3 separate regions of the Homo sapiens genome follow, and regions 1 and 2 are each linked to region 3. A link is a contact called in ENCODE Hi-C or POLR2A ChIA-PET data. All regions are on one chromosome and are shown on one strand. The core of a region is the stretch at or near the end of the contact, and the rest is flanking DNA. Distances in the headings are between cores, read along the strand shown. Region 1 overlaps LINC03036 (long intergenic non-protein coding RNA 3036). Region 2 holds the start of LINC03036 (long intergenic non-protein coding RNA 3036). Region 3 overlaps LINC03036 (long intergenic non-protein coding RNA 3036).

What was found. A loop is a pair of places that touch in the nucleus more often than their neighbours do. ChIA-PET counts read pairs that join two places held with the same protein, here RNA polymerase II (POLR2A). Pooled maps may share reads with other maps.
Region 1: a loop to region 3 is called in a map of PC-9, with 6 times the contacts of the local background. The contact joins two enhancer-like sites. A Hi-C loop is called at or near these places in 1 of 168 maps with a recorded cell type or tissue (PC-9) and 1 of 50 pooled maps. POLR2A ChIA-PET finds 5 or more read pairs at or near these places in 2 of 52 experiments (BJ and GM10248).
Region 2: a map of heart left ventricle shows a loop between it and region 3 (2.5-fold over the local background). The contact joins the promoter of LINC03036 here to the enhancer-like site in region 3. A Hi-C loop is called at or near these places in 5 of 168 maps with a recorded cell type or tissue (Calu3, PC-9, Right ventricle myocardium inferior and 2 more) and 8 of 50 pooled maps. POLR2A ChIA-PET finds 5 or more read pairs at or near these places in 3 of 52 experiments (A673, GM10248 and HCT116).

What each region holds. Positions count from the first base shown.
Region 1 is chr10:119,005,327-119,008,607 of GRCh38, reverse strand. All of the region lies in intron 2 of LINC03036 (long intergenic non-protein coding RNA 3036), which reads left to right. Among named protein-coding and RNA genes, the nearest start is that of LINC03036, 23 kb to the left of the region's middle. Within about 2 kb of position 1,572, at least 7 of the 41 ENCODE cell types and tissues checked have a DNase peak (open chromatin) inside an H3K27ac peak, as active enhancers do.
Region 2 is chr10:119,028,078-119,031,358 of GRCh38, reverse strand. It overlaps LINC03036 (long intergenic non-protein coding RNA 3036), which reads left to right and starts at 1,788. Exons shown (of 4, transcript NR_186540.1): 1 at 1,788-2,014. NANOS1 (nanos C2HC-type zinc finger 1) reads right to left here and starts at 1,645. Exons shown (of 1, transcript NM_199461.4): 1 at 1-1,645. The coding sequence starts at 1,557. The coding sequence ends at 679. RefSeq lists silencers at 574-873, 1,244-1,453, 1,574-2,043 and an enhancer at 1,868-2,368.
Region 3 is chr10:118,911,454-118,914,970 of GRCh38, reverse strand. The region is part of intron 2 of LINC03036 (long intergenic non-protein coding RNA 3036); the gene reads left to right. Among named protein-coding and RNA genes, the nearest start is that of LINC03036, 120 kb to the left of the region's middle. Within about 2 kb of position 1,710, at least 4 of the 41 ENCODE cell types and tissues checked have a DNase peak (open chromatin) inside an H3K27ac peak, as active enhancers do; they include PC-9 and heart left ventricle, where a contact is called at or near this core.

The DNA.
Region 1 (3,281 bases), core at 323-2,822, 94 kb before region 3:
CATGTTGGGAGGCTGAGGCAGGTGGGTCACTTGAAGTCAGGAGTTTAAGACCAGCCTGGACAACATGGTGAAACCTCATCTCTACTAAAAATACAAAAATTAGCCACACGTGGTGGCGCACGCCTGTAGTCCCAGCTACTCGGGAGGCTGAGGCAGGAAAATTGCTCGAACCCGGTGGGTGGAGGTTGAAGTGAGCCGAGATCACGCCAATGCACTCCAGCCTGGGTAACAGAGTGAAACTCCATTTCAAAAAAGGGAAAAAAGATAAAAACAACCCCAAAATTAAAGTTATTAAAAATCAACTCTTAGTAGTTGGGTGGTAGGCTTGAAGAGTGAATACCGCCAAAGGCAGCCAGGTGTGGTGGTACGTGCCTGTAGTCCTAGCTACTTGGAGGCTGAGGCAGGAGGATCACTTGAGCCTCAGAGTTTGAGGCCATCCTGGGCAACATAATGAGACCTTGTCTCTCTAAAAAAGAAAAAAGAAAAGAAAAGAAAAGAAAAAAATGTCCTCAAAGGCAAAGGGTGCCTTTTCATTGAGAACACTAAAAATAAATTTTAATTATTCAAATAGTGGATTAATTCCTATTATAAAAAATTCAGGCCGGGCATGGTGGCTCACGCCTGTAATCCCAGCATTTTGGGAGGCTGAGGCGGGTGGATCACGAGGTCAGGAGATTGAGACCATCCTGGCTAACATGGTGAAACCCCGTCTCTACTAAAAATACAAAAAATTAGCTGGGCGCAGTGGCAGGTGCCTGTAGTCCCAGCTACTCGGAGGCTGAGGAAGGAGAATGGTGTCAACCCGGGAGGCGGAGCTTGCAGTGAGCCGAGATCGCGCCACTGCACTCCAGACGGGGAGAGAGAGCGAGACTCTGTCTCAAAAAAAAAAAAAAATAATAATAATAATTCAAACATTATAGACAAGGATAATATTTTCCTTTATCTCCTTGACTCCCACTCTCTATCATTACCTCCCCGGAGGTGACCCTGGAGTGTTAGTGTCACGAAGGCAGAGACTTCACTTGTACTTTTTCATCACTTTATCTCCAGAGGCAAGAGTAGTGCCAGGCACACAGTAAAATGAATGGGTTTAGTGAGTATTCTTCAGTTCTTAAAAAAAAAGTTTGCTATATAAATCTCAGCGATTGTTATCATAATCCAGTTCCATATGGTCTGGATATAATAGCCATATTTACTATGCCATATGTTCAAGTTACTTAACCTCACAAAAGCTTAAATGGATAACAATACTACTGCATGGCGTGGTTGTGAGGAATTCCAGGCTTTTTGCCATGCATTTATACATGAACACACGCACATGCATACACACGCACACACACACACACTTTTTAATTTAGTATATCTGTGATTCCATACATTCTGCAGTTTGCTTTTATCATTTACTATGTCCTAGAGTCTTTCCAAGTCAGTATATATACTGCCACCTCATTCTTTTTTCTGCTATGAGGATGAATCATGGTTTACTTAAGAGATGATAACAAACTCTCTGGCCTCTCCTCCCGGGATCTGGCAGGAGCTCAGAAAACGAATCTCTTGCTAAATCTCTGTCTGGTTGAGTAAGGTGCTCTGCAGGCTGGAGGAGCCTGTTGATATTTTAGTTTTCATCAGCTGTGCAAATCTGTGAGTCTTTTTGGTTTGAGTGCGTCAGTCTTGTCTGGAAATCTACACTGGGACTATTTTTAGCCTGTTAGGCCAGGGGATCTGCCGCTCTGTGGTCCAGTTGGTCATCTGCAGGTGCAGTCTCCAGCAAACGATCACAAGCTCTTTAAGATGTGCCTGGGCTTGGGGGGACCTGTCTCGCGGGCTTTTGTGGAACCTTCAATTCCTGGATTGTAAAGCAGGGCTGCAGGTCTCCTGGGATGAGCTCCAGCCAAGAGGTAAGGGACTGGAGGGAGATTCTTGGGTCCTTTCCCAATTCTGCCCAGACTGTCTCTAAGGTGATGCATGGACACTGATGGGACATTTGCAGTCTGGACTCAGCCTCTGCCTCAGCTCCACGGAAGCTGCAAACATTCACACCTCTGTGCCTTTGCACAAGCCTCTTCCTCTGCCAGGAATACCCTTCCCTTCTTTTTTTTGAGACAGAGTCCCACTCTGTTGCCCAGGCTGGAGTGCAGTGGTGCGATCTCAGCTCACTGCAACCTCGCCTCCCAGGTTCAAGTGATTCTCATGCCTCAGGTTCCTGAGTAGCTGGGATTACAGGCACCCTTCCTCCTTTTTGGCCTTCGAGGCTCAGCTCAAGTGTCCCCTTTTCAGGAAAGCTTCCTCCTTTCCCATGCAGCAGAGCTGGTCACTTTGTCCTCCAAGACCCCAGGGACTTTGTACTTGCTACCTCCTGGCCACAAGGCAGGACAGACCGCTGCCACCTGTCTGTTCCCTTCACTGATGGGGGCTTCTGGAAAGAGGGACCCTCAGTGCTCTCCTGGTGCCTGGTACATCATGGGACTTTGCAAATATCTGTTGGGTGACAGAAGCTCAGTGACTGCAGAATAATGTGATGAGTGCCACTGGAGAAGGAGCTGAGATCATGTGATCGGGAAACAAGGGCTGTTTTCAAGGGGCCACGCCTAGCTGGCTCTGCTCAGGATGTGTCTCATCATCCTCAAAGTGGTCTTTACAGGCTGGAAAGAGAAACCCAGTGTCAGAGACATGAATTTAACTCAGCTGAAGTCTCTCTCAAATTTCTAGAAAAAGATTAGCGGAAGATGCTAATTATTACACTGGTGCAAAAGTAATTGCGGTTTTTGCCATTACTTTTCTTGGCAAAAACCGCAATTACTTGTGCACCAACCTAATATTTCAGTGATAGTAGTTATGCATGTATCTAAAAGACAAAGCACCTTGAAGCACTCTCTGTGTTGAAAGTCATGTTGGATGAACAGAATAATGGTCCCCTTTCTACGAATCTGACCCTCAGAAGCCCAGCCATCTAGGAAGAGGCTGAGAAGTTGGGCGTGAGTAAAAGGCTTTGGGTAACTCTCTCCGTGTTCTACTGAGTAGTTTTGCTATACAGGAGAGTCAGCTCCTTTCTAGGAACCCATTAAATCTTTACATACATTTGTAACATTTTCTTTGATGACTCATGGTCAGCTCAGGCCATTGAGTTGGTGGTGATAGAGGAGGTGGTGTTAGACATACACTCGGCTACTTCTACGGATAGTACTGTGGGATGGCAGAGTGTAGTAATTTGGTAATGTCAATTCTGAGTTATTGGGAACATGTTAAATTTCATTTACTCTGTTTAAAAAGGCAGGAAGTGC
Region 2 (3,281 bases), core at 539-3,038, 120 kb before region 3:
TGTATTCTACCTGCTACACATTGTGCATTTTACACCTCCAGCTAGGACAGAAACAAGCCACAAGCGGGGAATACCCGCCCAAATTAATACTGGAAAGTTTACAAAACCTTCACTTCTCATAAGGGTGATGCTACCAGCGGCTTGCTTCACCTGGAATTAGAGTAACTGATTTTTAAAGACAACTGAGAATATTAACTCGCTTCAAACAATAAAATAGTCATTTTGCCGACATTTCATAAAATCGCCAGTTTTAAGCTCAGTTCAGAGGCTTTTAAAAAAATATTCTAGACCTAGTAAAGTGCCTCCATTCATAAAATGAAACATCCAAGATTGAGACAATTTCATACTGATGCGCATCTAAAATAGGTCGACGTATACAGTAAATAAACAGCGCCTCTAAGTTGCCATATTTCAGTTAGTGGAATACACACCCAGCCTTCGCCGTTCTGGATGTGCAAACTAGAAACTGAAGACAAATGGGGATTTCAGCGTCTAGTCCCAATCGTTCAGCACGGAAGTACTCCACACGGTCGGCTGCTTTTCAAAAACCACCAGGACGACGTCCCATGTCGAGCCGACCGCTGAGCCGCACGCCTCCCCACGGCGGGGGCGAGATGGTGCGCAGACCTAGCGGTGCGAGGGGCGGCGGCGACCCTGGGCGGCCGGGAGCCCGGGCCTTCAGCGCAGCTTCTTGCCAGGCGGGCCGTCCCTGGCGCTGCGGGGCGGCGGGCGGGCGGGCGGCGGCGGCACTTTGGAGAGCGGGCAGTACTTGATGGTGTGCGCGTTGTCGCCGCTGGCGCCGCACAGGGGACACGTGTAGCGGCGCAGCACGGGACACAGCACTCGCCCGTCGGGGCCCTTGAGGATATGGGTGGTGTAGAGCGCCATCGCCTCCTTGTTGTTCCGGCAGAACACGCACACCTGCAGCTCGGGCTTCAGCAGCCGGGCGGCCGCCGCCCCGGAGGCCGCGTGCAGCCGGGGCTCGGCCGCCCACGCCGGGGCCCGCTCCTCGCGCGGCGTCGCCTCGCTGGTGGTGGTGGCGGCGGCGGCGGCGGCGGGCGCGCAGCCCAGCAGCACGGCGGCGGCACGACCCGCGAACGGGCTCAGCTCGGCGAAGCGCTCCTCCAGCAGCCCGGCCTCGGCGGGGCCCGCGCACAGCTCCAGCGCGCGCAATTCCAGCGCGCTCCCCAGGTAGCGGCCCCGGGACCCCGGCTCGTCGCTGTCGTCGTCGTCGTCCTCGTCGTAGTCGGGCGGCCCCAGCGCCGGCCCCAGCGCCCCAGGCCCGGCCCCCGTGTGGGGGGAGCAGCAGGACGACGAGGAGGAGGAGGGCGGGGAGCCGCCGCCGCCGTTCCCACCGCGGGCGCAGCCGAAGCGCGGCTCGCCGTCCACCGCTTTGGTGATGAGCGTGGCGAGCCCCAGGTAGTCGTTCCAGGAGCTGAAGGGCTGCGGGTGCGCCGGGCCCGGGGCGCTCACGTAGCGGGCGCTGGGCACGAGCGCCATGGGCGGGGGGGCGCGGCCGCGGCGGGGCGAGCGGGGCGCCCAGGGGAAAGCCTCCATGGGCGGGCTGCGGGCCGCGCGCCGCCTCCCCGCCGCCGGCGCGGGCCGGACGGAAGGGACACGCCGAGCCTGCCCGCCGGCCTGCCGCGGGGTGGGGCCGCCGCGCCGCCTTTTATCGGGCCCACTCCTCCCCGCCCCCCGGCCTCGCCGCCGCGGCCCTGCCCCCTGCGTTCCCCCGCCCCGGCCACCTCGCCCGCGCCCCGGACGGAGGCGGAGCGGAGGCGGGCTGGCTGTGTGCGCGCTCCGCTCCAGCCCGCGCGGCTCCCGCGCCCCGCGCGCTGCGCCAGCCTCGCCAGCTGTCGGGCGGCCTTCATTCCGGGAGGGGGCGGGCGAGGCGCCGCCTCGAGCCGTGGCGCTCATTGGCTGCAGACCAGAGCCCCCCGGCGCCTCGGGCGCCGCTCCGGACGCTGATTGGTGGGAACACGGGGAGGGGGCGTGTTCTCCGCGCAGCTGGGAGGTGAGGAGAAAGTAGGGGAGAGAAGGGCCGGGAAGGGAGGGCCGCTGGGGCCCGCATTCGAGCGCCGGGCCTGGGCTTGGAGCAGGTGACCAGGCCTGGGTCTCCTCGGCCTGGTGGTGAGGCCCCCCGAGGACAGGGGTCAGGGTGGCCACAGGTTTACGCCCCCACCTCCCAGCCTTTAATGGCCCTAGGCCCTAATCCTGAGAATCCCCGCTATCCACCCCCTTCTCACCAACATCAGCATGAAAAGCTGGACGCGTTGGAAGGATGCAGCTCTCCCATCACAGCCGCCCAACCAGCCAGTGGCTTCCGTTTGCACCGCGCGTTGGAGCGCTTTCCCCTGGGCGAAATCCATACAAACCCTGAGGTTCGGGGAGGCTGTGGTTCCTGCCGCGGTAAGAGCGGAGGGACGCAGGACTTTCCGGCTGCACGCAGCAGCCTTCCTCCCAACAGGTGCTCAGGGACTTCAGCCAATGGGTGGCCGATAGCCGGTTACTTAGGTCGGGGTTGGGGCTGGGCCGGAAAATCTCATGGCTGGAGAGCCTAGGACAGTGACTGGGATGTGTGTGTGTGTGTGTACCCCCTCGCCCCAGAGGCCTGAGTCAAAATGTGGGTTGTATGTGCAGTTTGAAAAACAACGTGTATTCAATGTTATATTTTGTCTTCCTTCCTTCCTTCCTTCCTTCCTTCCTTCCTTCCTTCCTTCCTTCCTTCCTTCCTTCTTTCCTTCCTTCTTTCCTTCCTTCCTTCCTTCCTTCTTTCCCTCCTTCCTTTTCTTTCTTTTTTTTTCTTTTCTTTCCGCATCCCGGGTTCAAGCAATTCTCCTGCCTCAGCCTTCCAAGCAGCTGGGATTACAGATGCCCGCCACCATGCCGGGCTAATTTTTTGTATTTTAGTAGAGACGGGGTTTCACTATGTTGGCCAGGCTTGTCTTGAACTCCAGACCTCGCGATCCGCCTGCCTTGGCCTCCCAAAGTGTTGGTGTTACAGGCGTGAGCCACCGCGTCTGGCCTCTTTCTTTCTTTCTCACTCTTTCTTTTTTCTTCTTGATTTTTCTTTTTTCTTTTTTTTTTTTCTTGAGACAGGGTCTCACTATGTTGCCTAGGCTGGTCTTGAACACCTGGCCTCAAGCGATCTTCCTGCCTTGGCCTCCCAAAGTGCTGGGATTACAGACATGAGCCACCACACCTGGCCTCAACATTATAATTAAATACTTTGAAATGAATAAAACATGTTGTGTAAAAGCCATGGAGAATAAGAGCCAGAA
Region 3 (3,517 bases), core at 461-2,960:
ATACACCAGTAAGGGATTATATTCAGAGAGAATCCCTATCTAATTGGAGCAGTGATACCATCTGTTTTGTAGTGACAGCTGTGCACTCTAGGGATTCCCAGAAGGCACCCACCAAGTGACAGACTTTTATACAGGCAGCTGGGCTACAGAGGAGCAGCATAGCAGAGGCGGGCTGTAGGGCATGTTGGAGATAGCCTCGTGATCTCATCCCTGAGACAGAGTTGCTCACAACCCGGTTTGGATATTTGTCCCTGCTCAAGTCTCATGTTGAATTGTAATCCCTGATGCTGGAGGTGGGGCCTGGGGGGAAGTGTTTGGATTATGGGGGTGGATCTCTCATGGTTGGTGTTGTCTTCATGATAGTGAGTGAGCTCTCGAGAGATCTGGCTGTTTAAAAGTGTGTGGCACCTCCCCAACTCTTTCTCTTGCTCCTGCTTTCGCCACGTGAACTGCCTGCTCCTCCTTCACCTTCTGCCATCGTTGTCAGCTTCCCGAAGCCTCCCCAGAAGCCCAGCAGATGCTGAGGCCATGGTTCCTGTACAGCCAGCAGAACCGCGAGCCAGTTAAACCTCTTTCCTTTATAAATTACCCAGTCTCAGGTATTTCTTTATAGCAGTGCGAAAACTGCCTAATACACTCTGTGTAAAACTGTTGGTCTGAGGGTCAGACTAGGTCCCTAGTCTTAGACGCATCAGAAGGCATTCCTGACATCTCTTGGGCATCAGCTCTTTCAGCCCCCTCTGCTTGGACCAAGCAGTGATGAAGGGAAGAGGAGAGACCACAGCTTGATGGTGAGTCTCACCTAGAAGCTCCCTGCCCTGACCTAGGCTTAGCCCTGCCCCCAGCCTATCCCTTATATGACGTTTCCTTCTCTCATTCTGCTTTTTGTTAAGGCTCTGGAGGTCTGGCCTCTTTAAATAGCACATCAACCCCCCGGAGGAGGGAGGTACAGCCAGGGCTGCTCATGTCCTTGAACTCTGTGGCTGGCTAGGGGTGGGGGCAGGAGGAGGCCTCAGACTGCAGAGTGGGTGCCGCTCTGGAAACACTGGGCTGGGACAAGGGTGCCATCTCCTGCTGGGGCCAGTCTGGAACGGGTCACTGCATGTTGAGCCTCTGTTCCACCTGCTTCCATGAGGGATTGGCAAGTAGGGGTCAAGGTAAAAACACATTTGTGTATACAGGGGTGTATACAGGTATACAGGGGTACACAAATTAAAGATAAAAGAGACCAGGCACAGTGGCTTACTCCTATCATCCTAGTGTTTTGGGAGGCCGAGGCAGGAGGATAGCTTGAGGCCAGGAGTTCAAGCCCAGCCTGGCCAACATAGTGAGACTCTGTCTCTAAAAAATAAAATAAAATAAAATAAAAAATTAGCTGGGCGTGGTGGCATGTACCTGTAGTCCCAACAACTTGGGAGGCTGGGGTGGAAGGATCCCTTGAGTCTAGGAATACGAAGCTGTAGTGAGCCATGATTGCACCATTGCAATCCAGCCTGGGAGACAGAGGAAGAACCCCACTCAAAAAAAAAAAAAAAAAAAAAAAAAAAAGATGAAAGAGAAACTAGCTGGATAAGGAGAGATGGTGACAGAAGCCAGAAATTACATACTTCCTTGTGACTGAGGTCTAAATTTGGCCCTGAACTTTTTGGCAGACAAGACAAAAAGAGCAATATGACAGGTTTCTTAGTCTCTTTGTTTAATTGAAAGAAACAAGTGTTCAGTGAGGGCAAACTTTCCCCTTCTGGCACAAAGTTGTAGAAGGAATTTATCACCTAGGGCCTTATCTAAAGAATATTGGGTAACGTAAATTCATTCATTCCGCAAACAGAGGAAGTATACAAGATGTTGGTCTCATCAGCTGATGCCTTGTGAGTGGAAGCATTTGTGCTCTTTGCTGTTTCTGTCTTTTTCTTTTACATTTCTCCTCCCATTCCTACCTCTCCCTCCTCCTGCCCCCTCTTTGATCTTTGTTGTTATAATGTCTGTGTTTCCTGCTTGACTCTATGCCCTGTGTAGACAGGGGTCTGGTTTCTCTTGCTGTCTGTTGGTTTTCCACATATCAGGGAGGCTTCCAAAAATGTTGAGATAATTTAATAAGTAGTGGTTTAAGGGGAAAACAAGTTATTTTGTGGGTAATTGGAAGGACATCTAATCCAGAACTGGGGGCAGTTGAGGGGGGAGATACTTTCCTAGGGAAAGTGACACTCAGCCAAGATTTGAAGCACTCATAGAAATTAGGTAGAGGTCAGCTGGGTGCGGTGGCTCACGCCTGTAATCCCAGCACTTTAGGAGGCTGACATGGGCAGATCACTTGAGACCAGGAGTTCGAGACCAGCCTGGCCAACATGGTGAAAGCCCATCTCTACTAAAAATACAAAACATTAGCCGGGCATGGTGGTGGACACCTGTAATCCCAGCTACTCGGGAGGCTGAGGTGGGAGAATCATTTGAACCCAGGAAGTGGGGGTTGCAGTAAGCTGAGATCATGCCACTGCACTCCACCCTGGGTGACAGAGCAAGACCCCATTTCAAAAACAAAAAAAGAAATTAGGTGGAAGGTGAGGGGTGAAGACTGTTCAGGGACAGAGGATGTCACATCAGCCATGGCCTCTGTGCAGAGGGCCAGGGGTGAGTGGGGAGGGAGAAGGCTGGAGAGAGAAGTGGGAGCCTCTGAAGAGGAGTTACACTTTGGCCTGAAGACAATGGGAGTCCTTGAAGGGCTGGATTTGATCAACTGGGCTTTGGAAAGATGACTTTAGCTTGAACTGGAGGGGAGACCAAAACTATAAGCAGTGAGACCCAGGAACCTGGGTGAGGAATGATGGTGACATAGACTAGAGTGAGCCTCTGCTTGGAGAAAAGTGGGCAGATTGGGGGAAAAGAGAGAGAGAGAAAAAACAGAGTGTGTGTCTTCAGCCTCTAGAATTGATGGGATGTGGGGGTAAAGGAGGCATGAGTCTAGAGTCACTCCCAGGCTCCATGCTTGGGTGACTCAGGGTGGTTGATGGGCTTTCATTAGATGGGGAACCCACGAGGAGGGGCAGGCTTTATTGGGGGAAAATAAAGAGTTCGGCATAGAAAGGTTGTTCTTGAGATCCTAAAGAATACCCCAGAAGAAATGTCTGGCAGCACATGGTTCTGCTGCCAGGAGGCAGCCGGCAACTGAGATCAAGTTTTGGAGTCATCAGTCTATAGAATATAGGCAAAGTCAGGAGGCTGCCTGAAAGCCCCAGAGAGAGACGGAATGGAAAGAGGACTCAGACTGGACCCTGAGAACTTGAACATCTCATGGCCTGGCGGAGGAAAAATAATCATCAAAGGCAGATGGATACACAAACAAGTGTAGTGTTATGAAGGCCCACGGAAGCCAGCTGTCGAAACTGGCCATTGGGATTTCAAGAAGGCCAGCTAGGCCAAGTGCCACTAAAAGGTCAGCAAAGATAAGGACTGAAAAACATCTTTGGCATTTAGCAACAAGGAAGTCACCGATGACTCTTGCAGGAACAATTTCAGTGGG